2 separate regions of the Homo sapiens genome follow, and region 1 is linked to region 2. A link is an interaction called in ENCODE POLR2A ChIA-PET data of the cell type or tissue named here. Cell type or tissue: CD4-positive, alpha-beta T cell. All regions are shown on one strand.

The links. ChIA-PET counts read pairs that join two places held together with the same protein. Peaks named below come from ENCODE experiments on the same cell type or tissue, not always from the same donor. Only the 100,000 strongest peaks of a DNase experiment are listed, where the experiment ranks them.
Region 1: POLR2A ChIA-PET joins it to region 2 with 9 read pairs; 9 of 35 experiments call an interaction of 5 or more read pairs at or near these places.

The regions. Positions count from the first base shown.
Region 1 is chr1:154,384,274-154,389,273 of GRCh38, reverse strand. No RefSeq gene overlaps it. Among named protein-coding and RNA genes, the nearest start is that of IL6R, 19 kb to the left of the region's middle. RefSeq lists an enhancer at 2,321-2,530. In CD4-positive, alpha-beta T cell, no CTCF peak of the experiment used is centred here; DNase peaks (open chromatin) are centred at 2,463 and 3,553; H3K4me3 peaks cover 888 bases; H3K27ac peaks cover 3,182 bases.
Region 2 is chr1:154,463,035-154,468,034 of GRCh38, reverse strand. IL6R (interleukin 6 receptor) reads right to left here. Exons shown (of 10, transcript NM_000565.4): 10 at 1-2,901. The coding sequence ends at 2,655. Among named protein-coding and RNA genes, the nearest start is that of TDRD10, 37 kb to the left of the region's middle. RefSeq lists an enhancer at 2,569-3,070. In CD4-positive, alpha-beta T cell, no CTCF peak of the experiment used is centred here; DNase peaks (open chromatin) are centred at 134, 634, 2,984, 4,234 and 2 weaker places; H3K27ac peaks cover 4,743 bases.

The sequences.
Region 1 (5,000 bases), 79 kb after region 2:
TATTACCTATTAATATAATATGTTTTATATAGTATATAGAGAGAAGATATATATTCTATATATACAGAAGATATGTATCTATAACATATAGATATGTATTTATATATAAGATGTATATTCTATATATACAGAAGATATATATTCTGTATATTCATACGTATATATAGAAGATAAATATATATTCTATTTCTCTGGAGAACCTTTACTAATACAGGTGGGCAGGAATGGAGGTGAGAAAAAAATGGCCATCATTAAAGTTTGAAAGTTCTCATTTAGTTTGAGGGCAGCAGACTCATAGTAGAGTTGACCTTCAGCTGGGCCTTAAAGGTATCATTTCTTTTTTTTGTTTGTTTAGATGGAGTCTCACTCTGTCGCCCAGGCTGGAGTCCAGTGGCGTGATCTCGGCTCACGGCAACCTCCATCCTCCCAGGTTCAAGCAATTCTCTGCCTCAGCCTCCCAAGTAGCTGGGATTACAGGCGCCACCACGCCCAGCTAAGTTTTTGTATTTTAAGTAGAGACGGGGTTTCACCATCTTGGCCAGGCTGGTCTTGAACTCCTGACCTTGTGATCCACCCGCCTCAGCCTCCCAAAGTGCTGGGATTACAGGCATGAGCCACCACACCCGGCCAAAGATATCATTTCTATAAGTAGAGATGGATGGATTGGAGAGGTGAGGGAGAAGATAGAGAAAACTCCAAGCAGAAGCAACAGTATGAGCAAAGACACAGGAAAATTCTGGCTGCATTCAAAAAATAAAGCATTACATTAGTACAGCACTTTATAGTTTACTGTTTCCACACACCCTATTGAGGCATCATATAGGAAGCAATAAAAATTGGGACTCAGACGGGTTTGGCCAAGATTGTGCCACTGCACTCCAGCCTGGGCGACAGAGCGAGGCTCTGTCTCAAAAAAAAAAGAAAAAAGAAAATTGGGACCTAATAGAGAATAAACTTCTCAAAGGACCCATGTACCTAGACCTCAGTTGCTATTTCCCACCCCTAAGCCCATGGTCTCTAGAGTTAAGTACAATCTACTCAGCCAGGTGCGGGGGCTCACGCCTGTAATCCCAGCACTTTGGGAAGCCGAGGCGGGCAGATCACCTGAGGTCTGGAGTTCAAGACCAGCCTGACCAACATGGTGAAACCCCGTCTCTACTAAAAATACAAAATTAGCCCGGCGTGGTGGCACATACCTGTAATCCCAGCTACTCAGGAGGCTGAGGCAGGAGTATCGCTTGAACCTGGGAGGCGGAGGTTACGGTGAGCCAAGATTGCACCATTGCACTCCATCCTGGGCAACAAGAGCAAAACTCCGTCTCAAAAAAAGAAAAAAGTACAATCTACTCAAACACTTACCAGTCTGGCCCCATGATGCCTTTTCTTCCTCTTTCTTCTGAGTCCTCTCTCAAATATACTGTGTTTCAGCCAAAGAAGATTTGAAAATTCCAGATGTACCCCAGGAACCAAAAAACCCTCTGGGTTTAGGTGACAACTGATGTAGCCAACTTGAAATACCCAAATCCTGGCCAGGCACAGTGGCTCACGCCTATAATCCCAGCACTCTAGGAGGCTGAGGCGGTGAATCATTTGAAGTCAGGAGTTCAAGACCAGCCTGGCCAACATGGTGAAACTCCCTCGCTACTAAAAATACAAAAATTAGCTGGGTGGGGTGGTGCATGCCTCTAGCTGCAGCTACTCGGGAGGCTGAGGCAGGAAAATCTCTTGAACCCGGGAGGTGGAGGTTGTAGTGAGCCAAGATCATGCCACTGCACTCCAGCCTGGGCGACAGAGCGAGACTATTGTCTCAAAAAAAACCAAAAAAACAAACAAAAAAAAAAAACAAAAAAGGCCAAATCCTAAATGACCAGCAGAGAAAACTGAGAAGCAACCCATCTATTCATAAAATCCTCAAAACGCTCATGAACTGGCAGCTCCAAGTACCTCTGGAACTGAGTTTGTGTGTCTCTGAGTGTGTGAGTGTGCAAACAAGGAGGACTGGTTGAAAGCTGTTTGAGAAGCACCCTTCATTACTGAGTAACTACCCCTCCCTCCCTCCCACAGAAATCTGCAAGCTTGTTCTCTGTACAGGATAAAACAGAGAGTCTCTGAACTGGGTGATACCAGGCACATTTGACAGCATGGCTATGGCTTGTAAACTCGGGAACTAAGGGACTGCGTATGCCAAATGCCCCAGGCTAAGACCCACAGCCCTCTGCCTCCTTTCGGGGGCCAGAACACTGGCAGGCTGGCCTGTTCCCTCCTAGAAGGAGATTCTTCTCTGGGTAACCTGACTGGCCCCAGACGAAAGACCTAAAGATCCAGACATGTGGGGACTCCCCCAGCAAACAGTCCCGTCCAGATGCCCACCATGTGAGCTTCCAATCAGCGCCTTCGTTCCCATGTCAGAGCTTTCTCTTTGCTACTCCCCACCCACGCTGCCTGGCCCTCTGCACTGGGGGTATTCCAGGAAGAGACCACATGAGCAATACCCCACACCCTCTGACTAGCAGTTGGTCTAGACAACGCAGAACCCGGAAGACCAGAGGGAGGAGGAGCGTGAGATCAAGATATCTGTTCCTCTGGTTCTTCTCTTAGAGGGTTCCTCTCTTAGGCTGCCTGTGTCTCTCAACCAAAGGTTATAGCTCTCCTATACTCTGTCTTTGTAAATGGCCATTTTGTAAAGAAATCCTCCTAAAATAATCCTAACTTGAGTAAACCATATGTTTACTGTAAGGACTTAACTGATATTTGCCTGTCTTATAAATAATCAGTCAAAGATCACCAGACAGCTGAAAAAAACCTCAGACATGGAAGATAAAAACAAATGAGCAAAAAGCAGACTGAAAAGCAATTTGCAGAAATAGTTTCTACACAGGAAGAAGAAAACTTCAAAAGAAAAATATCAAATAATACTTCAGAGAGGCCAGGCACAGTTGCTCACACCTGTAATTCCAGCACTTTGGGAGGCTGAGGTAGGTGGATCACCTAAGGTCAGGAGTTTGAGACCAGCCTGGTCAACATAGTGAAGCCTCGTCTCTACTAAAAATACAAAAATTACCCAGGCATGGTGGCGCGTGCCTGTAATCCCACCTACTCAGGAGGCTGAGGCAGGAGAATCGCTTGAACCTGGGAGGTGGAGTTTGCCGTGAGCCGAGATCGTGCCATTGCACTCTAGCCTGGACAACAAGAGCGAAACTCCGTCTCAAAAAAAAAAAAAAAAACAGGAGAACAGGAGGACACATGAGTTTGGAGCTTCATACAAACGTGTGGTCAATAACAGAACAGGCCTGTATTTACCTGTGTACAAAAACGCCTGTGTGTCTGCAGCTACAGACAACCTACTATGAAACCACTAATCATTTCCTCATTGCTTTCGGATTCAGGCTTCTCCTCCAGACATGCTTAGCTGTGGTTTAGGAGCTGCTACGCTTATGGGGTCTTTCCAGTGTCTTCCTAGCGCCTTCCTTTCCTCTCCCAACCCCTACGCCCTCTGCCCTCAGGGTTCCCAGGTTAAACAATCAAGATACACACTTCCGCCTCTAGGCACCACGCCCCATCCTCTTCCTGGAGCTCCACCCACAACAAGGTACTGAAGAGGAGGAAGTAGAGAGGAAGAACACTAGATTATTGAATAAATAACCTGAGAATTGAATAAATTGGAAGTTAGCCCTATTGTTAATCTTTGAACCATGGGAAATGGTAGCATGGGAAGAATGACCCCTAAAGCCACTGAGTTGGGGTGGGGCTGGCTCTCCTCCACTTAAAACCCCTCAGGGCTCTGGCTTATTCCCAGAATAAGGCTGAAATCCCTTCACCGAGAAAAGGGTTCTCCAGAAGTCACCCTGCTTTTCTCTCCTGCCTCATCTCTTGCCACTTTCTCCTTGTTATCTGGGCTCCAGCCACAATAAACAATGTTCTTGCAGACAAGAGCATTGACTTCATGTGGGCAAGTGTGGCTCTTGTCCCGGGCCTCATGGTTAGAGGGCCCTGAATTATTCACACATGTGCACACACACATTTAACACACACTGCTCCTCTGTCATTAGGGATCGGGTGCTTTTTGCTGACTTAGAGAAACCCCATGCCTGAAACCTACTCATCTGCTCTCAGGAGAGGTAGTAATTGTCACTGCTCATTGATAAACACTCCCTGTCTTCATTGGAGCAGGCCCAGGGGTTGTTGGGTTTAACTCCATCCCAAATTCCAGAGATGAGCCAGGTTGATGTAAGCTAGTCAGGGGATCTCCCTCCACCTGTCTCTTCCCTGTACCTACAAGCATGCACAAACAGGGCACAGCACTTCCCTGGTCAAAGGGCTTGGTTCGATTGAGGATAGAGCAGTGGATGGCACAGGAGACACCCCCCTCCCTTGCTCTGAATCAGGCAGAGTGTAGATGTGAGGCCTGGGAATGATAACAGCCATTTAGTTCCCCCAAGATAAGCCAGACTTGGAACATTGCCACTTGACACCCCCATTACCCAAAGACAACTGGAGATAGCTGAGCTAAAGCTCAAGCATCGTCATTTGGAGGTTGGTTGGTTCGTTTGTTTGTTTGTTTGTTTTGAGACAGGGTCTCTGTCACCTGGGCTGGAATGCAGTGGCATGATCTCGGCTCGCTGCAACCTCTGCCTCTCGGTTTCAAGCGATTCTCCTGCCTCAGCCTCCCCAGTAGCTGGGATTACAGGCGTGCACCACCATGCCCAGCTAATTTTTGTATTTTTAGTAGAGATGGAGTTTCACCATGTTGCCCAGGCTGGTCTTGAACTCCTGACCTCAAGTGATCTGCCTACCTCGGCCTCCAAAAGTGCTGGAATTACAGGCATGAGCCACAGTGCCACTGCACTCCAGTCTGGGCGATAGAGGGAGACTTTGTCTTAAAAAAGGGCCAGGTGCAGTGGCTCACTTCTGTAATCCCAGCACTTTGGGAGGCCGAGGCGGGCAGATCATCTGAGGTCAGGAGTTCGAGACCAACCTGGCCAACATTGTGAAACCCCATC
Region 2 (5,000 bases):
ATAACAATTTGGAGATCAAAGCTGCCTAGCTCTTGGCAATAATGAGCTATCTGGATTTCACATCTTCCGCTAGCATGGTTCTGCCCGGCTTTGGTAACACCACATGTGGGTAAAACGGTATAAAGAATTGAAGAACTGTGGGCACAGAATCACCCTTACTGCAGATTCTCATTCTTAATATTTCCCTTTAACAGCATTTTGCTGTTCTCAAGTCTCAGAAACTTTATGTGGTGGGATGGGAGGGAACCACCATAACCGCCTGCCTGCCTTTTTTTTTCTTAACTGTTATTGTTCATAATAGAGATGGTGTCTCACTATGTTACCCAGGTTGGTCTCAAACTCCTGAGCTCAAGCAATCCTCCCACCTTGGCCTCCCAAAGTGCTAGGATTACAGGCGTGAGCCACCGCGCCCGGCCATCCTGCCTTTTTGCCAACCTAAGATGAGTTGCCTCAAGCAGCAATAGGGTCTAAAATCTACAGACAAGCCCAGCAATGAAAATCACGGCTTACTGAAGACAGTAACAGCTTAAACCTGGAAAACCGTAAACAAAACATGGTCACTTTCATCCTTTCGCACCTGTCTGGTGATGGTGGTGGTTTTTCTAAGAGGGTAGAGTATTAGAAAAGTTTTGTGGTCTGGTAAATATTGGGTCCATGGTTACACGGCTGATTTAAATCATATCCCCACTCTGGAATACCCTGATAACTTGAGAGCTAACTGGGTAACCACTAACACCACTGAATTTTCAAAGCTCGGACAGAAAAGTCAGCTGAAGTGGTTAATCATGGTGTTACAACTAGACATTTAGTCCTGCTTCAATTCTTGCAGAGCTGAATCAACTCAAGGAACTAAATAAAAAGAGGAAGGCACCGAGGTAAGGGATTTTTTTTAAATGGGATTTTTTTAAAACCTCTTTGATAGCAGAAAGCTCAGGGCTTTCAGGGTGGGGAATTTCTAGGACCCTGCCGGGCAGTCGTGGGAGGCTTCCTTCTCGGCACTGGGACAGGGACCGGACACCCTCTCCATAACCACCTGGGGGAGTAGTCACACGCTGGTTTTTCCCTAGAGTAGAGAAGAGGCAGGCTATTTTTCCACTTTTTAAGACAAAAACAAAATACAGAATGAAACCACAATCTCTTCTCTAATAGGGAAAATATTTTTTCTTTTTCTTTTTCTTTTTTTGAGACAGGGTCTCACTTGCTCTGTCACCCAGGCTGGAGTGCAGTGGTGCAATCTCGGCTCACTGCAGCCTTGACCTCCCAGGCTCAAGAGATCCTCCCACCTCAGCCCCCCAAGTATCTGGGACTTCAGGCACACTCTACCACACTTGGCTAATTTTTATGCTTTTTGTAGAGATGGGGTTTTATCACATTGCCCAGGCTGATCTCAAACTTCTGGACTCAAGTGATCCTCCTGCCTCGACCTCCCGAAGTGCGTGGGCCACCATGCCTGGCAGGAAAATATTTTTTCTCTTCCTCCTTTTTCACTTGACTTGGTTTTGGGCTAAACAAAGTTATGGTGCTTCCCCCACACCTAAGTAAGTTACTTCTATGCTGACACAGCGAATATTGGATATTCCACCCTCTCAAGAGAAAACAGTCAGCAGTTTTTTAAAAACCAAGTTTAAACACATTCTTGCCAGGCTCATTTTTCTTTTCACATTGTCTTCCTTAATATTATCTTCCCTAGTTACCCAGGTTCAGCTGACAACAAACAAAGCTGCAGTAAAACCGTTTTGATCTCAGAAATGGCAGAAGCCCTCCCTGCTGCTAGCTCTCCTTTGTGGGAGGTGGAGAAGAGAGAACATTGGTTTTCAGAGGCTGTGATCCCCCACTCAGCTCCCACTCTACAGGGGATGGTAGAGACCCTGTGCCCCTCTCCTCTCCTTCCTCTGCTTCTCACCTGAGGTCCTGCAACCCAAAGCCAATGCAGTTGCCTCTGTATTCAGCAAATGCCTAGGATCATCATTCACATTTAGCAAAATGCTAATGAGGAACTAATTATAATTCTGTTGAAAACGACCAGGCCCTGAGATACTGTATTATTCACCCACTCACCCTCAGCTGTTTTTCAACTGTAGGGAAGAAAGGGAGGAGAGAGCTTCTTCCCCCAGCCTTGGCGGTTTAAGTAAAAGCCGTCCCCAGGCCTAGAAAAACAGAATTTGCTAAGGCACTTGGGTTTTAAGAGTTTGAGTTGGAAGATGAAACGATGCAGTGGGCCAGGAGCATGGCGGCTGGAGGAGGCTTTGGCTGGAAATCCATCCCACCTGCCTGAGGGTGCAGCTTGTGCAGAGGTGTTGAGGGGTGGGCTGCCAGCCGCTTCTCCACACCGAGGCCCCCACCAACCTGCCCAGCTTTTGAGTGTCCGTGTGAGTGTCCAAAGAGTCTTGATATGGTTCTCTTCACAGTGGCCCAAGTTCACTCTAGCCCCTTTAAGCTGGGCATTTGGAAAGGGAGGTTTGAAACCTCAACCAGCTGAACAGCTGGAGCAGGCTGATTTTCCCCTGGCGTAGAACCTTCCGCAAGGCTCTTCCGTGAAGCCAAAGGCCGCACACCCCTGAGATAAGCTGGCATGGCAGTGAGAAGCATCTTTTGCTGAGCCCGTTTGTGTTTTATCATCCACAGGGTCCAGGCTGCTGGTGCCACCCAGCCAGCTATCTGGGGAAGAAGTAGTCTGTATTGCTGATGTCATAAGGGCTCCGTGGGTCCCTGGCATCTGGTCGGTTGTGGCTCGAGGTATTGTCAGACCCCAGGCTGCTGGGGGACACCGGTGGGGAGATGAGAGGAACAAGCACTGGGGTGGGTCGAGGCCTCTCCGGGACCAGCTGCCCCAAAGAGTACGGCGGATGCATGCTTGTCTTGCCTTCCTTCAGAGCCCGCAGCTTCCACGTCTTCTTGAACCTTCACACAAACACACAAAGACAAACCACACAGATTTTTAGCTCCCCCTGTGACAAGCCCACAGTGGAAAACACCAACAGCTGGCTGCCCTGGTGGCCTGGCGCGCCCAGGTTTCGGCTCAAAGGAGCAATAACTATCAGCTGTCTTTTTGTTTTTTGTTCATTTGTTTGTTTTGAGACAGGATCTTGCTCTGTTACCCAGGCTGGAGTGCTATGGCGTGATCTCAGCTCACAGCAGCCTCAACCTCCTTGGGCTCAGGTGATTCTTCCACCTCAGCCTCCTGAGTAGCTGGGGCTACAGGTGTGTGCCACTACATCCGACTGATTTTTGTATTTCTCATAGAGACAGGGTTTTGCCATGTTGCTCAGGCTGGTCTTGAATTCCTGGGCTCGAGCAATCCGCCCGCCTCGGCCTCCCAAAGTGCTGGGATTACAGGTATGAGCCGGCACACCCGACCCGACTGTTTTTATCACCAGGGAGTTCACCATACTCTGAAGAGTTGGTGAGTTTCCAAAACACTCCCAAGGAAATAGATGTGTATTGTTGGTCCAATTTACAAGTGAAGAAACTGAGGCACCAAAAAGTCACTTAACAGTCCCTTAATTGTCCCATTGCAGAGGCTGTTCATTAGGTACACATCATCAGTCCCAAATCCATTTACTTAAAAAAAAGAAAAATAGGCTGGGCGCAGTGGCTCACGCCTGTAATCCCCACACATTGGGAGGCCGAGGCGGGCGGATCACCTGAGGTCAGGAGTTCAAGACCAGCCTGGCCAACGTGGTGAAACCCCGTCTCTACTAAAAATACAAAAATTAGCCAGGCGTAGTGGCAGGCACCTGTAATCCCAGATACTTGGGAGGCTGAGGCAGGAGAATCGCTTGAACACGGGAGGCAGAGGTTGCAGTGAGCTGAGATCGTGCCATTGCACTTCAGCCTGGGCAACAAGAGTGAAACTCTGTCTCAAAAATAAAAAAAAAGAAAAGGAAAGAAAATAAAAAAAGAAAGCATTCTTTTAGTAGGGAAAGAAAATGGGCCTCTCGGTCAAAGTAAGGCTGGCAGGAGGCAGATAATTTGCAACCGCCATGTAATAGCAGGAAAAGGGTCCCACTGCTCCCTCAACTGCCTTCCTGTTCCTCTTGCTCCTAATGTTGCTGACCTCCCCAGTTCTCCCTACGCCTCTCGGTCCACTCCCACCATGCTGGTGAGTTCCCACAGACTCAACTGTCGGCACCACTGGGCACAATTTGACTCATCTGACAGGAAAGTCAATGCTACACAGGAAGGAGATAGACATCTTTCTGATCACAGCTTGGTTCACAGTGCTCCACTCTGGGCCCAAAGCCAGGGCTCAGTAACTGAGAAAAGTCACTTGACAGCTCAAAGAAAGATGAAATGGTGACATGGATCTTCAAAAGCACAGTCACGTCCCCTTCCTAAAGGGGCCCTTCAACTGTGCCAGGGTGGCCAGTGCCCCAAGCCTCAGCCCCTCCCTCTTGCTTCCCACTTTGTGACTGACATGCCTCCTAACCCCAAAGTGGGAACAAGGTGGCCTCCCTCAATTCCATGGAAGATCAGTTACTCCAGGAAGGGCTGGGAAAGAGGAGGGGAAACCAATGTCAAAAACAAGATTTGGGGATTTTCCTTGGGTTTCTTTTTATATCGACAGGTTATTCCTGTCCTTGTTATGATAAATAATTAATAGTTGGCTCCAAATCTGCCACTGGCTTTTAGCTTGGTATCCAAATGAAATAAACAATCTGCAGAATATTATTTAGGGCTTCACCATGTGGACACCACACAGGAAGAGAGCCCAGCAGGGCTGCTGACTGGAGCTATGCTGAGTCATTGAATGGAGTTCTCCTGTAAGAAAGGACTGAGGAGAGAATCATTACACTCTGGATTTCAAAGAATTCAGACTCTCTGACCCAGGAATTCTACTTCTGGGAAAAGAAAGAACATAGCTATAAAAAAAAAAAAACCCTTTATGCACAAAGATGTTCAACACAGTGTTTTTTATAAAAGCAAAATAAGGCCGGGTGTGGTGGCTCATGCCTGTAATCCCAGCACTTTGGGAGGCCAAGGTGGGTGGATTACTTGAG